Linked DNA regions of Homo sapiens: regions 2, 3 and 4 are each linked to region 1. Evidence: chromatin loops called from intact Hi-C (ENCODE). Cell type or tissue: heart right ventricle. All regions are shown on one strand. Each heading gives the region's core, and the rest is flanking DNA. Links, peaks and the distances in the headings are about the cores only.

Region 1 (7,822 bases), core at 1,131-6,130:
TGGGACGGGACACCCAAGAGCTCCAGCAGTAATAAAGGATGCTTTCATCTATGTCCCTGTGACATCCATCCATTGCTTGTCTTGAGTCCTGTATCTTCCCGCCTGGTCCCCATGCCTGATACTGTCTTTATGGGTAGGCATGAGCAGGCTGAACCCAGGACCGGGCAGCTCTCTTATAACCCACTGAGTGACCAGAAGGTACAAGGACTAGGGTTGCCTAGTAGTGGTGTGAAGAGGGGGTACCCAGCCCAAGAGTGGGGTTGGTGATACTGGCTGGCTGAGGCCTTACTTCCTGTAGTCTAGATTAGATGCCTGTTGCCTTCTCTCTTCCTCCTGGCTCTCTTCTCTCACCTCTTTTCAACTGGTACACAATCTGAACTGTGTCTTAAAGACTAGATGGGTACAAAATTCAGCTCATCTTAACAAAAATAGCCTTCATTAATGATAACTTTTATATAGCCACTTTCAAAACCAGCAAAAGCCCGATCAAATCTATAAGGTAACCACAGTGGTAGACAGGAAAGTCGTTAGTCTCCACTGTATAAATTTGGAAACCAAAGCTTAGAGAATGACACGAGTTGTCTCAGATGACTTAGTGGCAAGCATGGAAGCTGGCTTGATTAGAAAAAAGCTTTTTTTCCAACTTAGTGATCATCTTTGGGCATTATTGCATCTCCCAGTGAGAAATGTTGCTGCCTCTTTCCTGGGTGCATAAGCCCTATGCTTGAGTGTTTCTCAAGACCAGAAGGCCTGCTTTTTTCCTGGTTGCATCCTTCTCAGCATAGAAAACTGCTCTGTGCTGTCTCTGGGACGTGGCCTGTGTAAATGTAGGTGCAGATACTGTCATTGACCTCAGAAAGCATGTGCTGCTGCTCAGCCTTTCCTTCTTTGATGCTCCCTCCAGGAGACCTGTGGGTTTGGCTCTGAGGCCTGATTGGACTCTGGAGCTTTCTAGTATGCCCTCTCCCCTGACTCTCCCAGCCTGGGTCATCTGGGCCCCTCCCCCAGGGGCTTAAGTCTCAGTGGAATCCAGTTTGTGCCAGCTGACTGCTGTTACTGACCTATCCTGGCACATCACCTAAGCTTTGGCCAGAGCATGCACTGCCTGCAGAATATAGCCTTTAAAACTGCTGGCAGCCATGCCTTGGAATCTGCATATCTGGATACAGAGGTAGGGCAAGGGGCCACAGACATTCCTACCTCACTCACCTCAGCCTGCCCGTTGTCACTCTCCCCACCAGATACATAAGCCCATCCTCAGTCCGGGCCACCTGGGCTTCAGCCCCAGGTGAATCGAGTCTACTGGGGGTGGGGGTGGGGTCGCTCCTGGCCTCAGCCTGGGTAGGCTGAGACGAGTGGGAGGGACAAGGCAGAGCACCTCAGTTCAGCCTTTAATCACCAAGACATATGTCTCTGACTGATCCATCTGGGAGGGAGCCTCGGGGCCTCCCAGCCCTCCATGAGATGGTGTATTGTGGGGAGCCAATGTCCCTGACATCCTGTTTGGTAATAACCCATTACATTCTCTAGATTCCTGTTAAGGAGGGCTGGTGGGGAATTCAGTCTGTAGCCCTACTCCAAACTCCTTTGCTCCTTTGTCTTTGGAGCAATTGCAGCCTCTTTGAAGGCTCCTTACCTCACTTCCCCCAGCCATTTGGCTGCAATTCTGACAGTGGTCTGGGCAAAGCCATTGTCCGGACCCACAGGGGAACGCAGCAGCTGGGCTTCTTTCTCTAATTTCCTCTTTTTCTTTGGGACCCTTCAGAGTCAGAGTTGGGGTGGAACACATTTGTTGAGTGCTTGGTATTATGTGCCAGGGGCTTTTACTTTCTGTAGTATTTTATTTAATGCTCTCAGTAGCTATAAGATGTGGATGCTGGCTGGGTGTGGTGGCTCACACCTGTAATCCTAGCACTTTGGGAGGCTGAGACAGGGAGACAGGAGGATCACTGGAGGCCAGGAGATGGATATCAGCCTGGGCAATATAGTAAGACCCTGTCTCTACAAAAAATAAAAAGAAAATTAACCAGGTGTGGTGTGGTGGATGCTATTGTAGTCCTAGCTACTCAGGAGGCTGAGATGGGAGGATCACACAAACCCAGGAGTTTGAGCCTGCAGTGAGCTGTGATAGCGCCACTGCACTCCAGCTTGGTTGACAGAGTGAAACCCTGTCTCAAAAAGAAAAAAAAAACCCATAAACATGAAAAATAAAATAAAAATAGAAAAAAGATGTGGATGCCATGGCTCCTATTTTACCAAGAAGGAAACAGAAACCTGGAGAGGTTATACAACTCGCCCAAAGTCAAAGAGCTAGTGACTGACAGCATCAGGATTTGAACCCTGGGTTGTGACTCCACTAGACCAGAAGGAGCAGGAAAACAGCCTGGGGGGCTGGGGTTGGTTCCTTTGAGTCTGAGCTCCTTGCTTGGCTGGCATGAGGGCAGGTGGCATAATGCAATGGCAAAGAGCACTGAACATGGAGTGAAAAGATCAGGGTTATAGTCTCAGCTGTGACACTTTACCCTGTATGACCTTGGAAAAGTCTCTTGGGCCTCAGTAGGCCTTATACTGTAACTTTTAAAAAATACCAATGTGGAGAGTCCTACCGCAGATCAATTAAGCCAGCCTTCTGGGGAAGGGGCCCTGGGCACTGGTATTTTTTAAAATAACACTTCCTAGCTGATTCTTATGTGCATCCAGGGGTGAGAATCACTGAGCAATGTGATTTAGACCAAGACTTTTCAAACTTTAATGTGTTTGCCCAAGGGTCTTCTTAAATATAGTGGTTCTGGGTGTGGGGCTTGGGATTCTGCATTTCTAACAAGCTCCCAGGTGATGTTGATGCTGCTAGTCTGGGACTACACTTTGAGTAGCAAGGGGCTACAGGGCTCTAGGTAGTCATGAAAGAACTTGGCATTGACCTGAGTGAGATGGTCCCCTTCTGCCAACCCCCAGCTAGGGCCAATGCCTAGCATCAGGGGAGGGAGGTGCCTCTCCTACCCTCTCCATTAGCCATGAGTAACTGAGGGCTGCAGTGGGATTTTAAGGGTGTGTTCCTGGCATGCAGGCCTACCCTAGAGATTTGCTCCCTTTCCTGGGGTGGCCATACTTGTGACCCTTTAGGGGCCACTGTCTGCTCCTGCGCCTGCCTCTCTGGAAGTCCTAACCTGGTCCATTTTCTGGCACCTCCCTTTTGTCCTAATAACAGGAAAGCAGAGCTGGCTGCCAGGATGCGTGCTAAGATGGGGAAAGGGTCTCATCCCAGGGGCATGACAGGAACAGGGACAGGGAAGTGGCTGTGGCAGCCAGCTCAGCTGTCCTAGCAGCAGAACCATGTTCCTCACAGGCTCCCTGGGCAGCTCCCTTTGGACTGGTCTTACATCACCTAGACTACCACTGGCCTGGAGCACAGGATCCTTTTTCAGGCTTGCATTGCCCCCTGCCAGACAGGTGGAGGTACTGCTAGCAGGGCTCTGTCAGACACTTTCCAGGGACCCCTCAGAGGTCCTGGCGATTCCTAGATCTCTATCTTAGGTTAGGAAGTTGCAGTAACATAAAACATACATGTATGCATGCACACACACACACACACACACACACACGGAGAGAAAGAGACGAGAGAGAGAGAGAGACAGAGAGACAGAGAGAGAAAGAGAGGCAGATGCATGCACAGACTGAGGTGCCTGTGGGTATATACAGGTGCATGGTCCCACAGTGATCCTCATGAGTCATGGACATGAGCAGATTTGGCTACAGCTACATGTAGAGACAGATGCTGTGGTGGGCACTGACCTGTTGCATTCACTCACAGAAATGCAGAGATGTTCATCCTTGCCCTTACCCCCATTTGCCCCCAAAACCTGCAGGGGCTCCAGGGGCTGCAGAGCCCTCTCTTCTTTCCCTCAAATCCTCATCAGTGTGTGACCCTTGAGGAGCCCATTACTTTTTCTGACTGACTTCTGACTTCCCCCACTCTTCCCTCCACTGTCTACTCACCTAGCATCTCTGAAATACTGTTTTGTCCTTCATCTTATCTGTCCCAGCCACTAGGATTTCATCCTGGGTTTCCTTGTGAGTGAGCACTGGGAAGAGAGAGCTCTTCCTGTCTTGGAAAAACCTCACCAGCCTCCTTAGAGTCCTCTGGTCAGGGGGGCCAGGCGAGACTGTGGCCACAGGTGCTGAGGAAATGGAGGATGTGTTGGGGGCAGGACTCCATGGCAGGATCAGCTCTGCTGAAGCCAGCTGACTTCCCCAACCAACCCGGTGATGCCAGGTCCCATGGTCCCAGCCCCATTCATCTTGGCATCACCTGGGTGGGAAGCAAATAACCGCCCAGGCAGGTGCAGGGCTTTGCTGCTGGTATTTGGCCTACCCTGACTAGGAGCGCCTCCTCTGTGGCTTTAGTCCAGCTGCACATCTCTGCTGGTGCTGGCAGGGGTGCTCAGCTCTGTGCCAGAACTCCCAGAGCAGAGGCGACAGGCTGACCTAGCCATGGCCCCCCAAGACCCCGACAGGCCAGTACTGTGTCTTCATGACACTCAGCACTGCACTATGACACAAATAGGCCAAGAGGGCTGGGGCAGTACTGGGAAGCTCCCTGAGGAGGGAGGACTATAATGAGCATGGGGGTGCTGCTGTCAGACTCAGCTGGGATTCCAACCCTGGCACTGCTGCTTTGTCCACTGTGAGACCATAGGCTGAGCCTGTTTGTTTGTCTGTAAAATGGGGATAGCAAAGCCATCACCAGTTATTGTGTGTGTGAAATGAGAGTTGGCTGTCAAAGTGCTGAAGAATGTTAGATGCGATGATGAGAAAGAGAATGATAGGAATGGTTGAACATTTCTACTTCCTGCCTGGGCTAAGGTGGTCTACCCAGGGCCTTGGAAGGGGGTGAGTCCCTCAGAAAGGCTCGGGGGTGGACACAGCTGTGGCTTCTTATCCCAGCAGGCCTCCTTGACCCCAGATGATCCTGGTTCCTGGGCAGGGGGTGGGAGAGTGGGAGGGGTTTGGAACAGGCAGGGAATGAGACTCAAGAAAGCCAGGGCCAGGATGCCCAGACAGTAGGGCTTGGGGAGCAGAGGGCCTCCTGGCTGGCTATGACTTGGAGCAAATGTGCTAGGACCTCTGGCCTTCTCTTGCCATTGCTAGATCACCAGAATGAGACATGTCTGCCTGCTGGGGTTGGGCAGCATGCACCTAGGGCCCTGGTGTCAGCACCCTCCTAACCCCATTTCTTTGCCTGTTTCTTTCCCTTGTTCTGTTTTAGAAGCCGAGGCCAAAAGAGCATGTGAGTGGCTTCAAGCAACAGGATTCCCTCAGTATGTGCAGCTTTTTGAAGGTAAGGCCACTCAACTGTTTACCCTCCCATACTTCCCCTAGCCCTCAGTTTTTCATCTGTTAGATGGGGCAAGTCAGATTCTCTTTCCAACTACACACAAGCAGTGTCTCCTGGCCCTGCTCCGATTTTTTTCAGGGACTTTGCTCCTGCAGTTGCACCTTTCTCTCCTGCATCATCTCTAAGGGATTGCTCTCACAACTGCCACAAGCTCTGCTGTTGCCCATGCCTTTAAAGTACCTTGTCTTGACCAGGGTCATCACGTGGTACCAATCCTGAGGATGCCATGTAGGTACACACGGTGTGAAGAATGCCGCCTGGAGTTGTACACCCTGGTGGCCCAGGCTTGGCCTCACTTGCCCCACAGTGATGGCCTCATTTCTCTGTTTTCCTTCATTTCTCTTTCGGGTTTTTCTAGAGTTCTTCGCACTTGCTGTTTCCCTTCCCCTTTTCTCCCCACACCCCTACTGCACCCTGGCTTCACCTCCACCTCGCCTGGTCAACTTGCCTGGTCAATTCACCAGTGACCTCCATGTGGTCACACTCAGTGGTCACTTCCCAGTCCTCATCTTGCTCCATCTCTCAGCAGCATTCGGTGCCACTGGCCACTCCTTCCTTCGGCTTCTGGAATGCCCCCCTTTCCTGGCTGCCTCTCTGGCTGGGTTCTGTCTCCTTAGCTGACTCTGCTTCCTCTAACTGATATCTAAAGTTTAGGATATCCCAGGGCTCTGTCCGGGGCCCTCTTCTCTCTCAACATTTCTTTCTCATGAGATCTTTGTCTAAGTACTATCCATATTCTGATGACTTCCAAATGTCCAGACCTCATCCCCAAGCTCCAGATTCATATATTCACAGCTGCCAATTCAATCTCTCTACTCAGATGTCTGATTGGTGTCTCGGATTAAACAGGTCTGAAACCAACTCATGATGGTACCACCATTTACCCACTTGCTCAAGCCCCATACCCAGGAGTCATCCTTAATTTAATTCCTCCTTGTTCCCATCTCCTATCTCTAACCCTTCAGCAAGACCTTTTTCCCTCCAGAACGTATCTTGAATCAATCCACTGCTTACTACCTCCACTGCCACAGCCTGGTGTGACCCAGTGTCACAGCTCACCTGGGCTAGTGCAGCAGCTTCCTGTGCTCTTGCACTCTCATCTCTACACTGCAGCTGGAGGGCTCTTTTTGGCCATAGGTCTGACTGTCACTCCTGCTCCAAACCCTCCGATGGCCTCCCAGCACACTCAGAATGTAATACACACAGACACTCTGCTCTGGCCTGTCAGACTGCATTCTCCAACTTCCATTGATTACTCTTACCTTTGTTCACAGGGCTCCTCTCTACACTTGCTCACACCAAGCTCTTTCCCTCTTCAGAGCCTTGATGCTGATGTTCCTCCTGCCTGGAACTCTCTCTGCAGTTTCCTTGCACAGCTGGCTGCTTCTCATCTTTCAGGACTCAGCTCGGATGTCACTGCTTTCAGAAAGCTCTCTGCTGACCACCTCTCTACAAGCAGCCTCCACCCCTACCAGCCTCCCTTTACACTATCATGCTGGCTGATGTCTTCCATGACTGCACCATCTTGGTTTTAAGTACTGTTGCTTATCTTTTTCCTTTAAGAGTGTAAACTCCAAGAAGGCAGGAACCGTTTTTGTTGTGTTCACTGTTGTATGCTGTATGGTTTGCTCAAGTGTCTGGCACAAAGTAAATGCTCAATTGGATACTCATTAGTTGAATGAGTAAAGGAACAAATGGGCTTGCTTCACCAGTAAGGTAGAGAGCTGTGAGACTTCTCAGATTCTCTCTTCCATTCCCCCAACTCCTTTCTTTCCCCTCTCCCCTCCCTAAGTCCCAGGGAGTGTGCTCTGGGCCACAGGGGGATGCAAGGTATTGTTTGGCTACTGTGCTGTCCTGTCCCTTCTGTCCTTGCTCCCACCCTACTCCCCCAAGTTCACCTTGGGCCAAGGAGAAGTTTCCCTGCCTGAGCAGCCCAGGATTCAAAGGGGAATGGGGGAGCCCGTGTTGGGCTCTTGGCAGCCACCCGGGGTCTTGGGCCTGCTATCTCCCATGGACCTGCCTTACTGACTGACAGAGTTCTTTGGGTCCAGCTCAGCCCTCTAGGCCTCTCCCAGACCTTTCCCTGAACTCCCTGGGCACCCTCCTTTATTCCTGACTTTTTTTCCTTCTGCTTTGCCTCTTGTCTTCCTGCTCCCCCTCCTTCCTGGCCGTTCCCTTCCAGCCCAAGGGCTGCTGAGGCTGAGTTTGTGATATACCACTGCACTCATCTTTGCTTCTCTCTGCCATACAGAAGGTTCGTTTCCCCTGGATATTGGCTCTGTGAAGAAAAACCACGGTTTTCTGGACGAGGACTCTTTGGGGGCCCTGTGTAGGTAGGTGGGCTGAGGGCCAGGCCTGGGAAGCCAAAGGCCTGGCTTGAAGCTTCCTCGTGGAAAAAAACATCCCTTGTACCCTCTAACAGAGGAG
Region 2 (7,822 bases), core at 2,823-7,822, 210 kb before region 1:
GCATACACAATGACAAATGTTGCTAGATATACTTGTAATTGAAAAAATAGGCCTGGTGTGGTGGCTCACGCCTGTAATCCCAGCACTTTGGGAGGTTGAGGCAGGTGGATCACCTAAGGTCAGGAGTTCGAGACCAGCCTGGCCAACATGGGGAAACTCCATCTCTACTAAAAATACAAAAATCAGCTGGGTGTGGTGGTGGGTGTCTGTAATCCCAGCTACTCAGGAGGCTGAGACAGGAGAATCGCTTGAGCTCGGGTGGCAGAAGTTGCAGTGGCTGAGATTGTGCCATTGCACTCCAGCCTGGGTGACAGATCGAGACTCCATCTCAAGAAAAAAAAGAGTTCAACCATTGTGGAAGACAGTGTGGTGATTCCTCAAGGATCTAGGACTAGAAATACCACTTGACCCAGCCATCCCATTACTGGGTATATACCCAAAGGATTATAAATCATGCTGCTATAAAGACACATGCAGCATATGTTTTTCGCGGCACTATTCACAATAGCAAAGACTTGGAACCAACCCAAATATCCATCAATGATAGATTGGATTAAGAAAATGTGGCACATATACACCATGGAATACTATGCAGCCATAAAAAATGATGAGTTCATGTCCTTTGTAGGGACATGGATGAAGCTGGAAACCATCATTCTCAGCAAACTATCACAAGGACAAAAGACCAAACACTGCATGTTCTCACTCATAGGTGGGAATTGAAAAATGAGAACACTTGGACACAGGAAGGGGAACATCACACACTGGGGTCTGTTGTGGGGTGGGGGTAGTAGGGAGGGATAGCATTAGGAGGTATACCTAATGTAAATGACGAGTTAGTGGGTGTAGTACACCAACATGGCACATGTATACATATGTAACAAACCTGCACGTTGTGCACATGTACCCTAGAACTTAAGTACAATAAAATAAATAAATAAATAAAAGAAAAAAAAAGAAAAAGAAAAAAATATTATGGCAATTCCTATTCTGTGAATTTGTTTATATGTTTCACATTGTTTTACCTTTAGAGGTACTTTGGAGTTTTTGTGAATTGCCTAATCCAAAAATATAGGGCACTCTGCTTCATCTCGTAATTATCTCCTACCCTGTTTGTTAGCTGAAAAGGCACCCAGGGAACCTGAATACTGACTGCATCCCCAATCACTTTATAACCTAACCTCCTCCTAGCCCAGTGGCGACGCAATCTTTAGTCAGGGTGCTGAGAAAGCCCAGAGATGAGGTACATGGTAGGAGGTTAGGGAGATTGGTTAGGGAAATCTTCAGTGAAGTGAGAAAGGACTAGGGAATGGGGTAAGGGTAGGGAATTGGGTTGGGCCAAGGCAGGAATGGAGAAGGGAAAGAGGTAGAGGTAAATAGAGAGGTTAGGGAAGGATCTGTCAGTAATTTTTTGAGATTGAAGAGAAGCTATGGTTACACTAGGAAGGGTTAAGTGCACAGAGAAATGCTATACTTATACAGAGAAGTGCTATACTTTGGAAAAGGCAAGTGCCAAGAAAAGAAAATGCTGAAAGTGGGAAACACATGTGGAGTTTTGTAGGGCTGTACGGTTGCTTGTGTGTTGGAGACTGAGGTTTAAGCTAGTGTTAATGGGTGAGAGTATTCAGTGGGACCAATGGCCTCAGGGAGAATGGAGCTGGCCTTTGTCCCAAGAGGAGGAAGAATCTAAAGACATTTTCAGGCACTTCCAGAACAGTGCTAAATAACAGTGGGGATAAAAGGTATTCTTGCCTTGTTCCTGGATTTAATGGGAATACCAGGTATATCATGATGTTGGTTTTCGTTTGAGACAGATATTCTTTGTCATATTAAGTTGTCAGATTTTATTTGCTAACAGTTTGTTTAAGGTGTTTGTGTGTATGTATGTATGTGTGTGTGTGTGTATATATATATTTTTTTTTTAAGTTTTTTTTTGAGACAGGGTCTTGCTCTGTTGCCCAGGCTGGAGTGCAGTGGCATGACTATAGCTTATTGCAGCCTTGCCTCCCTGGTTCAAGTGATCCTCCCACCTCAGCCTCCCAAGTAGCTGAGACCACAGGTGTGTGCCACCACTCTTGGCTAATTTTTTTTTGTTTGTTTGTTTGAGAGATGGAGTCTCGCTCTGTCACCAGGCTGGAGTGCAGTGGCATGATCTCGGGTCACTGCAACCTCCGCCTCCTGGGTTCAAGCAATTCTTCTGCCTCAGCCTCCCGAATAGCTGGGACTACATGGCGCACCCCGGCATGCCCGGCTAATTTTTTTTTTTTTTTTTGGTATTTTAGTAGAGACAGGGTTTCACCTGTTGCCCAGGCTGGTCTCATACTCCTGAGCTCAGGCGATCTGCCTGCCTCGGCCTCCCAAAGTGCTGGGATTACAGGCATGAGCCACCGCACCTGGCCTCTCAGCAAATTTTTATTTTTATTTTTTTGTAGAGACAGGAGACCCTATGTTTATTAACATCCTATTAACCTATGTTGCCCAGGCTAATCTCGAACTCCTCTCTTGGATTCCCAAAGTGCTGGGATTATAGGTGTGAGCCATAATCTAACCATGCCTGGCCTGTAGATATATATTTACATGCAAGATGACACAGTTTTCTTTTTAGTACTATCTTTTTCAGGTGTGGTACCATGTTTATGCTAGGTCCCTGGAATAAATTTGTAAACTTTGCCTTTTCTTCTCTCTTGAACAATTTATATAGTGTAGGAATTATGTGCTCTGTGAAGGCTTGAATGAATAGCCTATGAAACCATCTGGGCCCAGCACTTTGAGGGTAGGAGAAGAGGGGAGATATTTGGCAACTTTTAAAAAACTAATACATGTATATGTTTAAAATTTCAAACTGCTTCACATACAATGAATAGTCTTCACTTGCAAGTCAATCCACCCCTATTGCCAGTTTCTCTCCCCACAGGCAACCAGTTACCGGCTTTTTGTGTAGCCTTCCGGACACAGTCTGTGAATATTCAAGTACAATGTATGGATATCTATCCATTGCCCTTACATTTTTACTCAGTTGATAGCATACCATACAAACTGTCTTCATCTTACTTTTTATGTATTTATTTATTTATTTATTTATTTTTGTGGAGATGGATTCTTGCTCTGTCACCCAGGCTGGAGTGCAGTAGCGTGATCTCGGCTCACTGCAATCTCCTCCTCCAGAATTCAAGAGATTCTCGTGTCTCAGCCTCTCGAGTATCTGGGACTACAGGCACGCACCACCACACCAGGCTAATTTTTGTATTTTTAGTAGAGACGGGGTTTTGCCATGTTGCCCAGGCTGGTCTCGAACTCCTGAGTTCAGGCAATCTGCCCACCTCGGTCTCCCAAAGTGCTAAGATTACAGGCGTGAGCCACCGCGCCCAGCCAGCTTTTAACATGTGTTTTAAATTTTTCCTTTCAAAATTTTGTTTTAATGAAATTCCCCACTTTGTTTTGAGTCAATTCTGATCATTTTTCTGGGAAATTATTTCCTTAATATTTCCTGGTTATTTTCATAGAGTTGTATGTTATAGTGTCCTGAAATACAGATTAGCCAACAAAGTTCTTCATACCTATTGACTTAAATATTAATTCCACTTCTACCACTTACAAAGGTTCTAAGTAACTTTGGACAAGTCATGCAAGTCCTGCTGTATTGTAAATATCCATGATCTGGCAAACAGTAATGACTGTAGGTGTATTAAAGAACTCTGAGTTAGTCTGGCAATTTTTTGAGATACACTTGCAACTAAAAACATAGAATAATTCCTAGTTTTGGGAGCTTGTTCCTGTGCAGCCCCTTCCTTCACAACCTTCCTTCCTGATTTTCTTTCTACAAAGCATATTGTCTCACACCCAACCAGTACCCTATTAGTTAAATGGGGAGAACAGGCATTGGTAGTCTGAAATAATGCCCAACTAACCTGAGCACTGCCTGCCTCAATTGTCCTATGGCCCGTCCTCTTTTTTTTTTTTTTTTAAGACGGAGTCTCGCTCTTTCGCCCAGGCTGGAGTGCAGTGGCGCGATCTCGGCTCACTGCAAGCTCCGCCTTCCGGGTTCATGCCATTCTCCTGCCTCACCCTCCGAGTAGCTGGGACTACAGGCGCCCGCCACCACGCCCAGCTAATTTTTTGTATTTTTAGTAGAGACGGGGTTTCACCGTGTTAGCCAGGATGGTCTCGATCTCCTGACCTCTTGATCCGCCCGCCTCGGCCTCCCAAAGTGCTGGGATTACAGGCGTGAGCCACCGCGCCCGGCCGGCCTGTCCTCCTCTTAACCTATCACCAAGGCTACCTTGAAATAAGTGGCCAAGAGGGCCAATAGATGAGGTTAGAAGGGGTAGAAGCGAGGGGCTTGTGGCTAGGGAGAAATAGCTAATTTTGGAGGTTGGCAAGGAAATAGCAGACGTTATCAATGGCCTCAGGGAAGTGGGACGGGAGGTAGTGATCTGGTAATCATGGGGTGGGAGGATGAGGTGAGAAGCTCAGGCTGGGGTTGGGACATTTGTACATGATATTCCCTTGCAATTGCAAAAAGATTTCATGTCTACTGGCTTAAATTTTAATATCACTTCCACCAGTATTTGTGCAAGTACTAAAATTGTGCTTGGTCTGAAGGGGAATTATCGTAAACAAAACAAAACAACAAACACCAAAAAAAAAAAAAAAAAACACCTCCATTCGTTTGGAATTTTGTCCCTCCACATTCCACATTCTTCCTCCTTAAATTTACTACTTGGATTGCCTATCCAAAAATATAAAACACTTTTATTTCACAGCCATCCCCTGCCTTGTTGGTTAAATGCTTAACACCACCAAAGGGCACCCAGGTATCCTGGATGCTGATGCTGTCAACAATGGCTGCCCTGTCTGACTACATTTTAGCCTGGGGCCAACGTAAACTGGGACCAGAAATACCTTGAAAGCCCAAAAGGATGAGATAAGGAAAACAGGTTGGGACATGAAGATTATCTTTTAAGTTATTGTCACAATAGTTACTCTCTTTTAGACCCTGAACATTTTCAGTACTTGCTCCAAATGGTTTAGCAACTTTTGAAGTGGGATTAACAAGTTTGGCCAATGAAGCTTCTTCCCTGCCCACCGCCAGAGGTGCTGGAGAAAAGTAATCCTGGAGGGTCGGCGTGGAGGCAGTAGAGAGGTTTATAAAAGTCAAGGAAGTGGGAAGAGGCTTGCGAGCAGCAGGAGAGGCGCAGAGTCAGAGGGGCAGGGGCGGCGGCGGAGGGAGCAGGAGGTTGGGGCTTGAGCCCGTCATTCCGGCGCACGAAAACTTGAAGTCGCTCGGTAGCCGGGGAAGGGAAGGAAGAGAGGCAGGCTCTTTCCTAGAGGTGCCGTGATCGAGGGTCTGGCACTCCAAGCCAACTCCTGAGAACGGGAAATGGGCGGGAGTCGGTGGGGTGGAGAGGGCAGCCGTGGTCGCGAGAGCGAAGGAGCGGTCTGAGAATCCGGCTTGAGTGTTAAAGGCTAAGCGTGTCTAGCTGGACCCGTGGCCCCGAAGAAGCGAGACAAGGCGACGCGGAGCTGTCCCTGACACCCCGAGGACCGAGGGACAGCGAAGGGCCGGGGCCGCCGGCCATTGCCAGGCGCCATTAGGTGACGCGGCCGTCACGCGATGACGCGCTGACCGGCAGTGGCCTCCACGTCGCAGGTTCCGCAAAGACCTGTGGGAGCGACCCGGGAGAAGGAGGGCCAAGATGGCGGAAGCGGAGGAGTCTCCAGGAGACCCGGGGACAGCATCGCCCAGGCCCCTGGTGAGCTTGGGATCTGCGACAAAAGGGACCGAGGGTGAGGCAGAGTGCCCCCTAAAGAAGTCGGGGGACGGGCTCGTGGCCTGAGAGCCGGAGCTCCTTCCGCCCGGCAGGCCCTTCTTGTACCCGATGCCAGAACCAGTCCCAACACTGCACCTGTTCTTTGCGCTAACCGCTTTGCCCCCTGCCCTCGTGGTTCCTTCCAGGTCTTTTTGTGAAACTCCGATCTTTCCTTTCCCATCCTCCCAGGTCTCGTCATCGTCCCCTACATTGTGTTAAATGGCGAACTTTAGGTGATTTCTTAAGTTATCTTTTCTTCTGCTGTCCCCTCATTTTATCAAAACCTGTCACCAGCCTTTGTTGAAGGAATAATGAGAGATTGCTTCCCGTGGGACATTAACGTTTTGTTGCTTATAACTTTAGTATTGACTTGTTCAGTGACCCCAGTAGGCCAGGTTTAACCCCTGTCGCAGCTCCTTGCCATTCTCTTCACCATACTTGTTCTCCTTTCTTATTTTTTACTTTTTTAAAAATCGAGACAAGGTCTCACTCTGTCACCCAGGCTGGAGGGCAGTGGCGCGGTCTCTGCTCACTGCAACCTCTGCCTCCCAGGCTCACGTGATCCTCCCACCTCAGCCTCCCTAGTAGCTAGGACCACAGGTGCGTGTCACCACACCAGGCTAATTTTTAGTATTTTTTTGTAGAGACGGGGTTTTACCATGTTGCCCAGGCTGGTCTCGAATTCCTGGGCTCAAGCTATCCTCCTGCCTCGGCCTTCCAAAGTGTTGGGATTACAGGCGTGAGCCACTGTGCCCGGCCATCTTCACTATACTCTCTTGCTCCTGTCTCTGCAAGGGATAGAATTTCCACTGCAAGCCCAAAGTGTGGACAAGTATTTTAAGAACACAGGCTTTGGAGTTAAACTTTACTTGGGATGGAATCCACCCACTTTGTGAGTTTCGGCAAGTCATTTTAGGGAGGGTGTTTCTTCATCTGTAAAATGGAGATAAAAATACCTGCCTCAAAACAGTTTTTAGAAAGATCAAATGGCATAATTTATGTAACGTGTCTAATACTATCAGTACCATGAACTGAGGAGTATAATGAGGTCAATATTCTGCTCCTGTCCCTCTTCTCAATGTGTTTAGTTATATAGTAGTTGCTCAGTAAATGGTTCTTCCCTTTCCTCTTTTTTTTTCTTTTTCTTTTTTTGAGACGGAGTTTTGCTCTTGTCACCCAGGTTGGAGCACAATGGCACAATCTCAGCTCACTGCAACCTCCACCTCTGGGGTTTAAGTGATTCTCCTGCCTCAGCCTCCTGAGTAGCTGGGATTACAGGCGCCTGCCACTACGTCCAGCTAATTTTTGTATTTTTGTAGAGACGGGCTTTCACCACGTTGGCCAGGCTAGTCTCGAACTCCTGACGTCAGGTGATCTGCCCGCCTCGGCCTCCCAAAGTGCTGGGACACAGGTGTGAGCCACCGTGCCTGGCCCCCTTTCCTCTGTTTTGAATTAGCAACTTAACATAGTGAACTGAGCTGGGAGATCAGTGAACTTAATTCTAGTCCTAGCTCTGCTGCTTACTAGCTCCATTTGTTCACCTCTTCACTCACTCAACAAATATTTATTGAGCATCCGCTACTATGTTCCAGGCACTCCTTTAGGCACTGGGGATATGGCAATAAGAGTGAGTTGTGTTAAGTTCTATCGTGACCTTGAGTAAAATCAGGCTGAACCCCAGTTTCCTCCTTTGGAAAATGGTGATAGGAACACATCACTGAATTAGTGAGAGTACTAAATGAGATAATATATACATTGTGCCTACTGTGACATTGTCATAGGTGCTTAGTAGTTTTTAGTTTCTTTCATTTAAACTTCTCCACCCCTCTTCTGTGAAGCTTTCCCCAGTTAACTTCAGTGGTTCTGATCACTCATTACTCAATATGCAATCCGCTTCCATTCAACAAATGTTTAGTGAACTCCCACAATGAGTAATGCACTGTGCTAGTTGCTGTAGGGAATGCAAAGGGCCTGCCTCTATGGTGCTACCAGTCTTAAGTTTTAGGGATAAG
Region 3 (5,000 bases), core at 1-5,000, 200 kb before region 1:
TCAAGCAATCTGTCTGCCTTGGCCTCCCAAAGTGCTAGGATTACAGGCATCAGCCACTGCGGTTAGCCTATATCTCTTCAGAGCCATTATCTTTCTATTCTTCTGGGATTCCAATTATTTACATAATAAGACCATTTAATGTTTTCCCATAGTTCCTAGATACTCTATTCTTTTTTCTTTTCTTCTTTTACTCTTCTCCTTTTGTTTTAGTTTGCATAATTTTGACTGACCTAGCTCTGAATTCTTTCTTTGGTATTGAGGTAACTGATAAGGCTGGCAAAGGCATTCTTTATCTGTTACTATGTTCATGTATTTCTAGCATTGCCATCTGATTCTTACAGTTTCCATCTCTTTGCAGAAATTCATCATCATTCATGCATGTACCTTTTCTACTAGAGCCTTTTGCATATTAAACATAGTAATCTTAAATTTCTTTTCTGATAATTCTAACATCTTGGTCATCTCAGAGCCTGGTTTTGTTAATTGCTTTGTCTCATAGTGGGTTGTTTTTTCATGTGAGTATGGGGGAGATAATTTGTTATTGATATTGAACGCTGGACATCATGTACACACTGCTAGAAGTGGCACATCTCTGCTGCTGAGTTGTCAGTCAGTAGGGGTTAAGTCAGTCTAGTCAGGGTTGAGCTTTGTTTGTTTTGTTGTTGTTGTTGTTGCTATGGTTACCTTCAGTGCATCACCAGCTTCAGATTCCTCTGTTGTTACCTTGAGTTTAGGGGTGGGGGTGCTATGTTGTCCCAGTGTTTTGTTTTTTGTTGTTGTTTTTTTTTTTTTGAGACAGCATCTCACTCTGTTGCCCAGGCTGGATTGCAATGGCGTGATCATATCTTACTGCAGCCTTGACCTCCTGGGCTCAAGTGATCCTCCCACTTTAGCCTCCTCAGTAGCTGGGACCACAGTTAGTTGCATGCCACCATGCCCAACTAATTTTTTAAAAACATTTTTTGTAGAGATGGGGGTCTCACTGTGTTACCCAGACTAGTCTCAAACTCCTAGCATCAAGCGATTCTCCTACCTCAGCTACCCAGAGTTGGGGTTACAGGCATGAGCCACTGCACCCAGCCCCAATGTTTTTATTAATGTTCATGTTCTGTACTCAGCTTCTGTCTTTGCCCTTGCATCTCATGGTGAGTCTCTTTCTAAGCTCTAGCACTTCCTCCAGCAGTAGACTGCTGTTGTTTATTACTCCATACTTGCTAGCCTGGTGATAGGGGCCAGGGAAAGGGGATTCTTTGTTTTCATAGTCTAGTCTCTGCCTTAGGCAGACCATGTGTCCCTGGGTCTCCTGGGTAGCACTTTCTTAGTGATCCTGTCCCCCTCCTAGCTGAAGGAAACTCTTAATGGTCTGGGCCCAGGATGGTTTTCTGTCCATCCCTTAGTAGTAGAGAGCTTTTCCTTTTCCCTTTCTCCAGCTTCAGTGAGTTGTCACCTGTGTTCTGAAGGCAACTTGTTTTTGTCTAAGTGGCTTTAAGGCTCTTTCCTCTAGGGGCTTTTTTCTAGAGAAGAGCCTGTAAGTGGGTGTGAACTCCCCTTGCGTCTATTGCTTCCAGGGATTCTGTACTCTTGTGCTGATCCATACTTGGACTTTAGCAATTTATTTAAAATTTTATTTGAATTCTTACCCATCTGTGTGGTGTGGTGTGCAGCATTGTCTTCCCCTCATGCTTTGCTACTGTTGAGCCAGTGCTGATGTCTCTTCGTGGAAGCACCTGGCTTTCTTTAGATTTCATCCAGGCTACTTGGTCTCCCTACAACTCAGTTCTCAGATGAATTCAGGGAAAGTTATGATTCAGTAAAGTATCTAGCCTTTTCTCATTATTCTACTTGGGGAATGGTCTTTCCAGCTTCCTATATCTTAATCAGAAGTCAAATTACAGTGTTATATAGTCACTTGAAATAGGTGCTATCTTTGTGGTTGTGTGTTTATTTCAATACATGGTAGTTTCATTGGTTTAATTTTTTCTCTCAGTTTCAGGGATTGCTTCCTTCAAATTTTAATTTTGTTTAATAATTGTGTGAAGTGTTTATATGATTGCAAGTCATTTATATGGACAACATATATTGAAAAAAGCCTAGTTTCTCTCCCTGTCTGCTCTATCCTATTCCTTTCTTTCCTCTATAAGAAACCTTTAAAAAAAAATTCTATGGCATGTTTCTTATATTTAAGAAATATGAGTGTGGTTAAGAAATTGTTTTTGTTTTATTTTATTTTATTTTATTTTATATTTTATATTTTATTTATTTTATTTATTTATTTATTTGTTTATTTTTTGTATTTTTTTGTATTTTATTTTATTATAACGGAGTTTTGTTCTTGTTGCCCAGGCTGGAGTGCAATGGCGTGATCTCGGCTCACCGCAACCTTCACCTCCCGGGTTCAAGCGATTCTCCTGCCTCAGCCTCCCGAGTAGCTGGGATTACAGGCATGCGCCACCACGCGCAGCTAATTTTGTATTTTTAGTAGAGATGGGATTTCTCCATGTTGGTCAGGCTGGTCTCAAACTCCCGACCTCAGGTGATCTGCCCGCCTCGGCCTCCCAAAGTGCTGGGATTACGGGCATGAGCCACCATGCCCAGCCTTTTACAAATTCTTTGAACATCCTCATTCCTTCTAAAATTTCAGTATACTGTCTGCATTTCATTTATCTGCAACTGTTGCCCATTAAAAATTGTGCCTACTGGGCCAAAAACTGTATGAGAAGTCATTGCCTCTATTTTCTTAGGAATTTGTAGATTTGAGTTTTGGTTGTAATAAAATTTGACGGATGTGAACATCCTCATTCTTTCTAAAATTTCAGTATACTGTCTTGTGTTTCCTTTATCTGCAACTGTTGCCCACTAAAAATTGTGCCTACTGGCCCAAAAACTGTATGAGAAGGCATTGCCTCTATTTTCTTAGGAATTTGTAGATTTGAGTTTCGGTTGTAATAACATTTGGCAGATGACTATGAATTTAAAAGTTCACATTCTTTATTCACTTTGAAAATTTTATTTGCTCTGTGATTGCCAGGTAACCTGTAAAGACTGTAATCAAGGTATATTTTGCTATTTCCCTGTTTCCCGCACTTGCCTTTATGGTTCATGTAATGCTCATTTTTAGCCAGCAGAGGCCACTAGAGCCTGTTAGGGAGCAGAAGTGCAACAGAAACGTGGCCATTCTAAGACAGTGATTGCTAAAAGGTCACTTTTTAATAACTTTACAATTATTATCTCAGTCTTGCTAGCTTGTGCCATGTGAAGATTTTATGCTAAATGTTGGTGGGCAAGAAGGTGTCTATGACATTTACTTTAGTTTTTTCATTATGTTTAATCTTTAAAGAAATAAATTTGAGGATTATTGTTAACTGCATTGTGTAATGTCTGTTGAGCTAACACCTACTTTCCTATGTAAAACCCTACAAAATACATGGTCCCAACTCTCTAGGAAATGATGATATATATGAGGAATGCTACAGTTTATTACAGGCTTACTTTTTTTCCCCTGACTCTTCTCAGTTTGCAGGCCTTTCAGATATATCCATCTCACAAGACATCCCCGTAGAAGGAGAAATCACCATTCCTATGAGATCTCGCATCCGGGAGTTTGACAGCTCCACATTAAATGAATCTGTTCGCAATACCATCGTAAGTTAGACTAGTTGAGAGAACTTCTGTTCAGTATCATGGGACTAAGTAACTAATAGTACTTTGCAATATTTTCATTTGGTTCACTGATTTTGAATATATTTTATATACTGAAGTTTAATATTTTATCCTAGAGATTAATTTGGTACAGCCTTTTTGGAGAGCAGTTTGGTTATAATGCATATTAATAATCTTAAAACAGCAAGGTGCGGTGGCTCGCGCCTGTAATCTCAGCCCTTTGGGAGGCCAAGGCAGGCGGATCACCTGAGCTCAGGAGTTCGAGACCAACCTGGCCCAGATGGTGAAACCCCCATCTCTACTAAAAATACAAAGATTAGCCAGACATGGTGGCATATGCCTGAAATCCCAGCTGCTTGGGAGACTGAATCGCTTGTCTCCGGGAGGCTGAGGTTGCAGTGAGCCGAGATCGCACCACTGCACTCTGGCCTGGGCGACAGAGCAAGACTCCATCTCAAAAAACAAAAAAAAGGTCTTAAAATGTCCAAATCTTTTTAAACCAATATATTATCATACTTCTCCAAATGTAGTATAAGGAAAGTTTTAAAATGTAAAACAAAAATTTTCAACATTAAAGTATCAATATACAAAGATGTTTATTATAGCATTCTTTGTAATAGGGGAAAGCTAGAAATAAATGAACCACAGATGAGGTATTGGTTAGGTAAATTATGTTATATCTTTGTGGTGGGATGCTAAGCAACTATTATAAATTATGTTTACAAAGTGTTTAATAACGGGTAAAATTCTAGGTGAAAAAATTAAAACAGAATTAGCTCAGTGGTGCTTTGAGAGGTTGTATTTGTATTACTGAACCCTTCTTCCAGTTTCTTGATTTTTTTTTTTTTTTTGTATCTGGCATCTAGGATTCATTTACCAATTAAATTGGGAATGTTAAAAATTTATTTCATATATTGCAAAGAATGTAGTAGCTAGAGAGCAGGCTAATTGGTCCTTGGAACCTCATCTTCTATGAACTGAATGTCACATACTGTGTTTTGTAGAGCAGCTTTTTATAGTACAATTGTTTTAGTTTCTTTAAGCAGCCTATTGGGAGGGCTGTGTTTCTTTTTTATGGATTTTTTCAACATCAAAACAGAACAGATCAAAACAGATGTGGAAAGGTGTTAAAAGTTGGCTTAAGAAGTTAATAGAAAAAGCATACCCTACCTCTCTGGTTTGTTTGTGTAGTGAAGGAGTTGAACTGGAATTATCTGCAAAATTCAGTGAAGAGTTCACAGGAGATTGAAATGAAAGAAATTTTAGCAAATTAAGTAAGGCTGCTGGCAACCTTGGTCATCACAATACAACAAGTTGTTTCTGTCTTTCAGATGCGTGAT
Region 4 (7,822 bases), core at 1,340-6,339, 110 kb before region 1:
AAACTATTAAAACTGATAAACAAACTTAGCAAAGTTGCAATATACAAAATCAACATGCAGAAATCAGTAGCATTCCTTTTCTTTTCTTTTCTTTCTTCTTTCTTTCTCTATTTCTTTCTTTCCTTTTTTTTTTTTTTTTTTGAGACAGAGTATTGCTCTGTCACCCAGGCTTGAGTACAGTGGCATGATCATGGCTCATTGCAACCTCTGCCTCCCAGGTTAAAGAGATTCTCATGCCTCGGCCTCCCAATAGCTGGGACTACAGGCGTGGGCCACCACACCCAGCTAATTTTTGTATTTTTAGTAGAGACCAGGTTTCGCCGTGTTGGTCAAGCTGGTCTGGAACTCCTGGCCTCAAAAGACCCGCCTGTCTCAGCCTCCCAAACTGCTGCGATTACAGGCATGAGCCACCAGGCTTGGCTTAAAATTCAGTAGCATTTCTATATGACAACAGTGAACAATCTGAAAAGAAATTTTAAAAATTAATCCCATTTACAATAGCCACAATAAAATAAAATATCTAGGAATAACTTAACCAAAGAAGTAAAATATCTCTACAATGAAAACTATAAAACACAAATGAAAGAAACTGAAGAGGTCACCCAAAAATGGAAAGATATTCTATGTTCGTGGATTGGAAGAATCAATATTGTTAAAATGTCCCTTCTACCCAAAGCAATCTACAGATTCAATGCAATCCCTTTTAAAATGCCAATGATATTCTTCACAGACATGCAAAAAACAATCACAAAATTTATATGGAACCACAAAAGACCCAGATAGCCAAAGCTATCTTGAGCAAGAAGAACAGAATTGGAGGAACCTGACTTCAAATTATACTACAGAGTTATAAGTAACCCAAACAGCATAGTACTGGCGTTAAAAAAGACACATAGGCCAATGGAACAGAATAAAGAACCCAGAAATAAATCCACACACCTACAGTGAACTCGTTTTTGACAAAGGTCCCAAGAACGTACATTGGGGAAAAGACAATCTCTTCAATAAATGGTGCTGGGAAAACTGGATATCCATTTGCAGAAGAATGAAATTAGAGTCCCACCTCTCACCACATACAAAAATCAAATCAAAATGGATTAAAGACCTCAAAACATAAAACTACTAGAGGAAAACATTGGAGAAACTCTTCACAACATTGGTCTGGACAAGAATTTGTTGAGTAATACCCCATAAGCACAGGCAATCAAAGTAAAAATGGAAAAATGGGGTCACATCAAGTTAAAAAGCTTCTGCACAGCAAAGGAAACCATCAACAAAGTGAAGAGACAACCCACAGAATGGGAGAAAATATCTGCAAACTATGTATCTGATAAAGGATTAATAATCAGAATATAGACGTGTTCAAACAACTCTATAGGAAAAAACCCAATAATACGATTAAAAACTGGACAAAAGGTTTGGATAGACATTTTTCAAAAGAAGACCTACAAATGGCAAACAGACATATATAAAGGTGCTCTACATCATTGATCATTAAGGAAATGCAAATTAAAACTACAACAAGATATCATCATCAATCAGATGTTTCATCATCACCTCAGTTGAAATGACTTTTATCCAAAAGACAGGCAATAACAAATGCTGACAAGGATGTGAGAAGAATGAACCCTTGTACACTGTTGGCAGGAATGTAAATTAGTAAAACCACTATGGAGAAGTTTGGAGGTTCCTCAAAAAACTGAAAAGAGAACTACCGTACGATCCAGCAATCCCATTGCTGGGTATATGCCCAATAGAAAGGAAATGAGTATATTGAAGGATATCTGCCCTCCCATATTTGTTGCAGCAGTGTTCACGATAGCCAACATTTGGAAGCAACCTAAGTGTTCACCAACAGATGAAGAAAGGAAATGTGCTACTTATACACAATGGAGTACCATTCAGCCATAAAAATGAATGACATCTAGACATTTGCAACAACATTGATGGAACTGTAGGTTATTACGCTAAGTGAAATAAGCCAGGCACAGAAAGAGAAACATTGCATGTCCTCACTTATTTGTGAGATCTAAAAATCAAAACAATTGAACTCATGGACATAGAGAACAGAGGGATGGTTACCAGAGGCTGGGGAGAGTAGTCGGGGGTTTTGGGGGAGGTGGGAATGGTTAATGGGTAAAAAAAAAAATAGTTAAAAAGAATGAATAAGACCTAGTATTTGATAGCACAGCAGGTGACTATAGTCAATAATTTAATTGTACATTTTAAAATAACTATGACTATAATTGGATTGTGTGTAACACAAAGGATAAATGCTTGAGGTGATGGATACACCATTTTCATGGTGTGATTGTTACACATTGCATGTCCGTACCAAAATATCTCAAATACACCATAAATATATACACCCACTATCCACCCACAAAAATTAAAAATAAAAAAATTTTAAAAAGAAATAAAAGAGTAACACCAAATTTACACAAATCCAGCTTTCCTCGATCTCTTGCTTATAAATAGCTGATTGTAGAATTTCTCAACCTCCATAATTATGTGAGACAATTCCTTATAAGAAATCTCATTATATATCCCAGTGCTTGTGTTTCTTTGGAGAACCTGGACTAATACATATGCCAAGAAATTAGATAAATTTCTAGAAACACATAAGCTACCGAAAATGAGTCAAAAAGAAGTAGAAAATTTGAATAGAATTAGAACAAGCATAGATATTGTGTCAGTAATAAAAAAAATCAAATTCTTAACTCATTGTAGGAGGCCAGTATTATCTCTATAACAAAGTCAGACAAGAGCAATCACCAGAAAAGTACTTCAGACCAATATTCTTTGAATATTGATGCAAAAATACTCGATAAAATTTTTAGCCAACTGAATACAACAACATGTTAAAAGCACTATATGCCAAAATGAATTAAGAAGCATATAAAAAGAAATAAACAGCAAGACCAAGTGCAGTTTATACCAGAAACGCAAGGCTGATTCAACATATAAGCATGAATCAACACAATACACCATATTAATAGAATAAGGGATAAAACCCACATGACCATCTCAATAGACACTGAAAAAGCATTTGATTAAATCCAACAGCCATTAATGATACAAACCCTCAACAAACTAGGAATAGAAGATAAGTTTGCCAGCCAGATACGAGTGTCTGAAAACAAAACAAAACAAAACAAAAAACACATAGGTAACATGATACCTAATAGTAAAAGCCTGAGTGCTTACCCCCATGTTCAGGAACTAGATGAGGTTGTCCACTTTCATCACTCCTGTTCAACTTCTATTCAACATTGTAATGGAGATTTCCTAGGCAAGAAAAAGAACTAAATAGTATCCAGATTAGAAAGAAAGAGGTAAAGCTATCTCTATTTGCAGATGGCATAATCTTACACAGAAAATTGATAAAGGATACACACACACACACACCCCCACACACACCCCTATAATAGCTAACAACTAAGTTCAGCAAAGTTGCAAATACTAAATCAATATAAAAATTAGTTGTATTTCTATACACTAGCAATGAACAATCAAAATGAAATTTAGCAAACAATTCCAGAGGAAGTGACATTAGGAAGAGAGTGGAAAAGGAAGCCCTGGACTGTCCTTTCTTGCACAGAGACATCAATTCAACAACAATTCTTTATGAGAAATACAGAAACCATTTAAGAAGCTCCTGCAACCCACGTGAGCATGACATCAGCTGCATCAAAGTCAGTTAGAAAGTCTGGGGCACTAGCTCACCCTGTTCCTTCCCCTGGCTCAGCATGGAATAATCAGAAGAGAACTCCCAGCTTCTGGCTTCTCTATGGAGGGGAAAACAGAAGGCTGAATCATATATCCAATGTTCAGACAAAGGTGATGGTTAACATTAGCATGCACCCCCTCACCATGTTCTCTCTCCCTGGTGCAGAGTGGAACCAGTGGGAGAAAACTTCCAATTCCTGGCTTCTCCATGGAAAGGTAAAGAGTTGGTGGGTGTGTCAAACATTCCAGCTTTTTCAGGGGCTGTATGAGGAACTGGTTTCTATCTTGCCTGTCTCAGAATGTTGACTGAATGCAAAATATTCTAGACACCTGGGGGCATCTGAGAACAAAAGAGAGGAGGGTGTCTGGCTGCTGCTCTAAAGGACCCATGGTACAGCAGACAGAGGCTGATTCAACTCAGTGGCCTTTCCTTCATGGGTAAATGGAAGAGCAAGTGGAGTGATGCATGTGTTTAATGTTCAAGATTTTCAGGAGGCTGCCTGAGGGACTGTTTACTGTCTCACCAACTCAAAGCACTGACATAATCCAGCATACATTTTTCTAGAAATGTGGGGACCACTGAGAACAAAAAAGAATTGGATGCTTTGTGGCAGCTCCAGAGAATCTGCAGTACCACACACAGACGCTAGGGGAAGCAAAAGATTATGAGCCCCTAAAAATAAACCAGAATATTCCTCAGGTTGGTAATTTACATACAAAAATTCAGAGAAGATATATCCACAGAAAATATTTGAGAGACCCCCAGAGTCTCTAGCCAGATTGATTGATAAAGGTCTTTTTCCATACAAAGCCAGAGTGTAAAGACCAGTAGAGATAGCTATTTTTTTCAAATGCACAGAAAACAGCACCAATTTATAAGCCACACAACAAAAGAGGGTAATATAACCCAATTAAAGGAACAAAATAAATCTCCAGAAACCAACTCTAAAGAAATTAAGATAGCTTCCTTTCCAACTTAGACCCAGCAGAATGGCTCCCGCAAAGAAGGATGACAAGAAGAAAAAGGGCCGTTCTGCCATCAACAAGATGGTGACCCGAGGGTACACCATCAACATTCACAAGCGCATCCATGCAGTGGGCTTCAAGAAGCGTGCCCCTCGGGCACTCAAAGAGATTCGGAAATTTGCCATGAAGGAGATGGGAACTCCAGATGTGCGCATTGACACCAGGTTCAACAAAGCTGTCTGGGCCAAAGGAATAAGGAATGTCCCATACCCTACCCATGTGCGGTTGTCTAGAAAATGTAATGAGGATGAAGATTCACCAAACAAGCTCTATACTTTGGTTACCTATGTACCTGTTACCACTTTCGAAAATCTACAGACAGTCAATGTGGATGAGAACTACATCACTGATCATCAAAAACATCAAATAAAGTTATAAAATTGAAAAAAGTAAATTAAGATAAATGAACAACCTGACCAAGAATTCAAAATAGCTGTTACAAAGGTGCTCAGTGAACTCAGGAAAACTATGCATAAACAAAATGAAAATATCACCAAAAAATAGAACATATAAAAAAAGAATAAAACAGATTTTTTTTGCTGCTGAATAATATAATAACTGAATTGAAAAATTCACTAAAGAATTTCAACAGGAGACTTGACCAAGCAGAAGAATCAATGGACTCACAGACAAGCCCCTTGAAATTATCCAGTCAGAGGAAGAAAGGAAAAAAAAAGAGACCAAGAATAGTGGCTCACACCTGTAATCCCAGTACTTTGGGAGGCTGAGGCAGGAGGATCACTTGGGTTCAGGAGTTTGAGACCAGCCTGGGCAAGATGGTAAAACCCTGTACAAAAATTTTGTACTTTTTGTACAAAATGAAAATTAGCAGAGTTTGGTGGCACATGCCTGTAGTCCCAGCTACTTGGGGGACTGAAGCAGGAGGATTGCTTGAGCCCAGGAGATTGAGGCTGAAGTGAGCCATGTTCACACCACTGCACTCCAGCCTGGGTGACAATGTGAGACCCTGTCTCAAGAAAAAAAGAAAAAGAAAAAAGAAAAAGAGTGAAGAACAAAGCCTAAGAGACTTACGAGACACCATCAAGCAGACCAATATACACAATAGGAATTGCAGAAGGAGAAGAGAGAGAAAGGTGGAGAAAGCCTGTTTGAAGATATAACAGACAAAAACTTCCAAAACTTGGGAAAGATAATGGACATCCATAGTCAAGGATCCCAAAGGACTCCAAATAGGATGAAACCAATGGAGTCCACAAGACAAATTGTGATTGAATTGTGAAAAGTCAAAGATAAGAGAGTTTTCCAAGCAGCAGGTGCAAAGTGACTCATCATATACAAGGGAGTCCTCGTGAAACCATCAGTAAATTTTTCAGCATAAACCTAGTAGGCCAGAAGAAAGTGGGATATATTTTCAAAGTGCTGAGAGAAAAATACTGCCAACAAAATACATTTGGCATAGCTGTCTTTCAAAAATGAAGGGGAAGGAAAGACTTTCCCAGATAAACAAAAGATGGAGGGAGCTCATTACAACTAGATTTGCCTTAGAAGAAATGCTAAAGGGAATCCTTAAAGGTGAAATGAAAGGATGGTAAATAGCAAGGTGAAACCGTATGAAAGTATAAAGCTCTCTGTTAAAGGTAAATATTTAGACAAATACATATTACTGTGATATTGCTATGGTGATGCAGAAATCACTTTTAGTTCTGGTATAGATGTTAAAAGATAAAAGTATAAGAATTAACTACAAAATATAAAAAGATGTAATTTGTGACATTAATATCAGAAAGTGTGGGGGGATAAGTAAAAAGGTACAGCTTTTATATGTGACTGAATTTAAGATATTATCAGTTTAAAATATATTGTTATAACTATAAGATATCTTAGGTAAGTCCCATGGTAACCACAAAAAAAGTAACTATAGAAGATATAGAAAAGAATGAGAAAAGAATCAAAGCATGTACTACAAAAAGTCAACAAAACACAAAAGAAGAGAGAAAGAGAAGAAACGAGGCTCAAAACTCTCCATAAGACAGACCAGGCACAGCAGTCATGCCTGTAATCCCTGCACTTTTTGGGAGGCTGAGGCAGGAGGATCACTTGAGGCCAGGAGTTTCAGATCAGCCCAAACAACACAGCAAGACCCCATCTTTTAAAAAGTTAAAAAAAAAAATAGGACACAGGGGTGGAGCCAAGATGGCTGAATAGGAACAGCTCCAGTCTACAGCTCCCAGAGTGAGCGATGCAGAAGACAAATGATTTCTGCATTTCCAACTGAGGTACTGGGTTGATCTCACTGGGGAGTGCCAGACAGTGGGTGCAGCGCACCGTGCATGAGCCAAAGCATGGCTAGGCATCGCCTCACCCGGGAAGCCCAGGGGGTGGGGGAATTCCCTTTCCTAGTCAAAGAAAGGTGTCAGAGATGGCACCTGGAAAATCGGGTCACTCCCACCCTAATACTGCGCTTTTCCAAAGGGCTTAATGAACGGCACACCAGGAGATTACATCCCGCACCTGGCTAGGAGGGTCCTACGGCCACAGAGCCTTGCTCATTGCTAGCACAGCAGTCTGAGATCAAACTGCAAGGTGGCAGCGAGGCGGGGGGAAGAGCACCCGCCACTGCCCAGGATTCAGTAGGTAAACAAAGCAGCCAGGAAGCTTGAACTGGGTGGAGCCCACCACAGCTCAAGGAGGCCTGCCTGCCTCTCTAGGCTCCACCTCTGGGGGCAGGGCACAGACAAACAAAAGATAGCAATAATCTCTTCACATTTAAATGTCCCTGTCTGACAGCTTTGAAGAGAGTAGTGGTTCTCCTAGAATGCAGCTTGAGATCTGAGAACAGGCAGACTGCCTCCTCAAGTTGGTCCCTGACCCCCGGGTAGCCAAACTGGGAGGCACCCCCGAGTACGGGCAGACTGACATGTCACAGAGCCGGGTACTCCTCTGAGACAAAACTTCCAGAGGAACGATCAGGCAACAGCATTTGCTGTTCACCAATATCCGCTGTTCTGCAGCCACCGCTGCTGATACCCAGGCAATCAGGGTCTGGAGTGGACCTCCAGTAAACTCCAACAGACCTGCAGCTGAGGGTCCTGACTGTTAGAAGGAA

The links. A loop is a pair of places that touch in the nucleus more often than their neighbours do. Peaks named below come from ENCODE experiments on the same cell type or tissue, not always from the same donor. Only the 100,000 strongest peaks of a DNase experiment are listed, where the experiment ranks them.
Region 2: a loop joins it to region 1, with 2.9 times the contacts of the local background. A loop is called at or near these places in 64 of 110 quality-filtered maps.
Region 3: a loop joins it to region 1, with 12 times the contacts of the local background. A loop is called at or near these places in 63 of 110 quality-filtered maps.
Region 4: it touches region 1 in a loop (4-fold over the local background); 14 of 110 quality-filtered maps call a loop at or near these places.

What each region holds. Positions count from the first base shown.
Region 1 is chrX:68,707,648-68,715,469 of GRCh38, forward strand. STARD8 (StAR related lipid transfer domain containing 8) reads left to right here. Exons shown (of 15, transcript NM_001142503.3): 3 at 5,267-5,338; 4 at 7,647-7,728. Among named protein-coding and RNA genes, the nearest start is that of STARD8, 64 kb to the left of the region's middle. In heart right ventricle, for the core only: a CTCF peak has its summit at 3,449; no DNase peak of the experiment used is centred there; H3K27ac peaks cover 1,522 bases.
Region 2 is chrX:68,493,371-68,501,192 of GRCh38, forward strand. YIPF6 (Yip1 domain family member 6) reads left to right here and starts at 5,681. Exons shown (of 7, transcript NM_173834.4): 1 at 5,681-5,753. The coding sequence starts at 5,697. RefSeq lists enhancers at 4,847-5,521, 5,320-5,799. In heart right ventricle, for the core only: no CTCF peak of the experiment used is centred there; a DNase peak (open chromatin) is centred at 5,651; H3K4me3 peaks cover 2,127 bases; H3K27ac peaks cover 1,567 bases.
Region 3 is chrX:68,508,336-68,513,335 of GRCh38, forward strand. YIPF6 (Yip1 domain family member 6) reads left to right here. Exons shown (of 7, transcript NM_173834.4): 2 at 3,514-3,642; 3 at 4,992-5,000. Among named protein-coding and RNA genes, the nearest start is that of YIPF6, 12 kb to the left of the region's middle. In heart right ventricle, for the core only: CTCF peaks have their summits at 3,117 (motif pointing right) and 3,316; no DNase peak of the experiment used is centred there.
Region 4 is chrX:68,595,380-68,603,201 of GRCh38, forward strand. It overlaps the pseudogene RPL31P63. Among named protein-coding and RNA genes, the nearest start is that of STARD8, 48 kb to the right of the region's middle. In heart right ventricle, for the core only: a CTCF peak has its summit at 4,375; no DNase peak of the experiment used is centred there.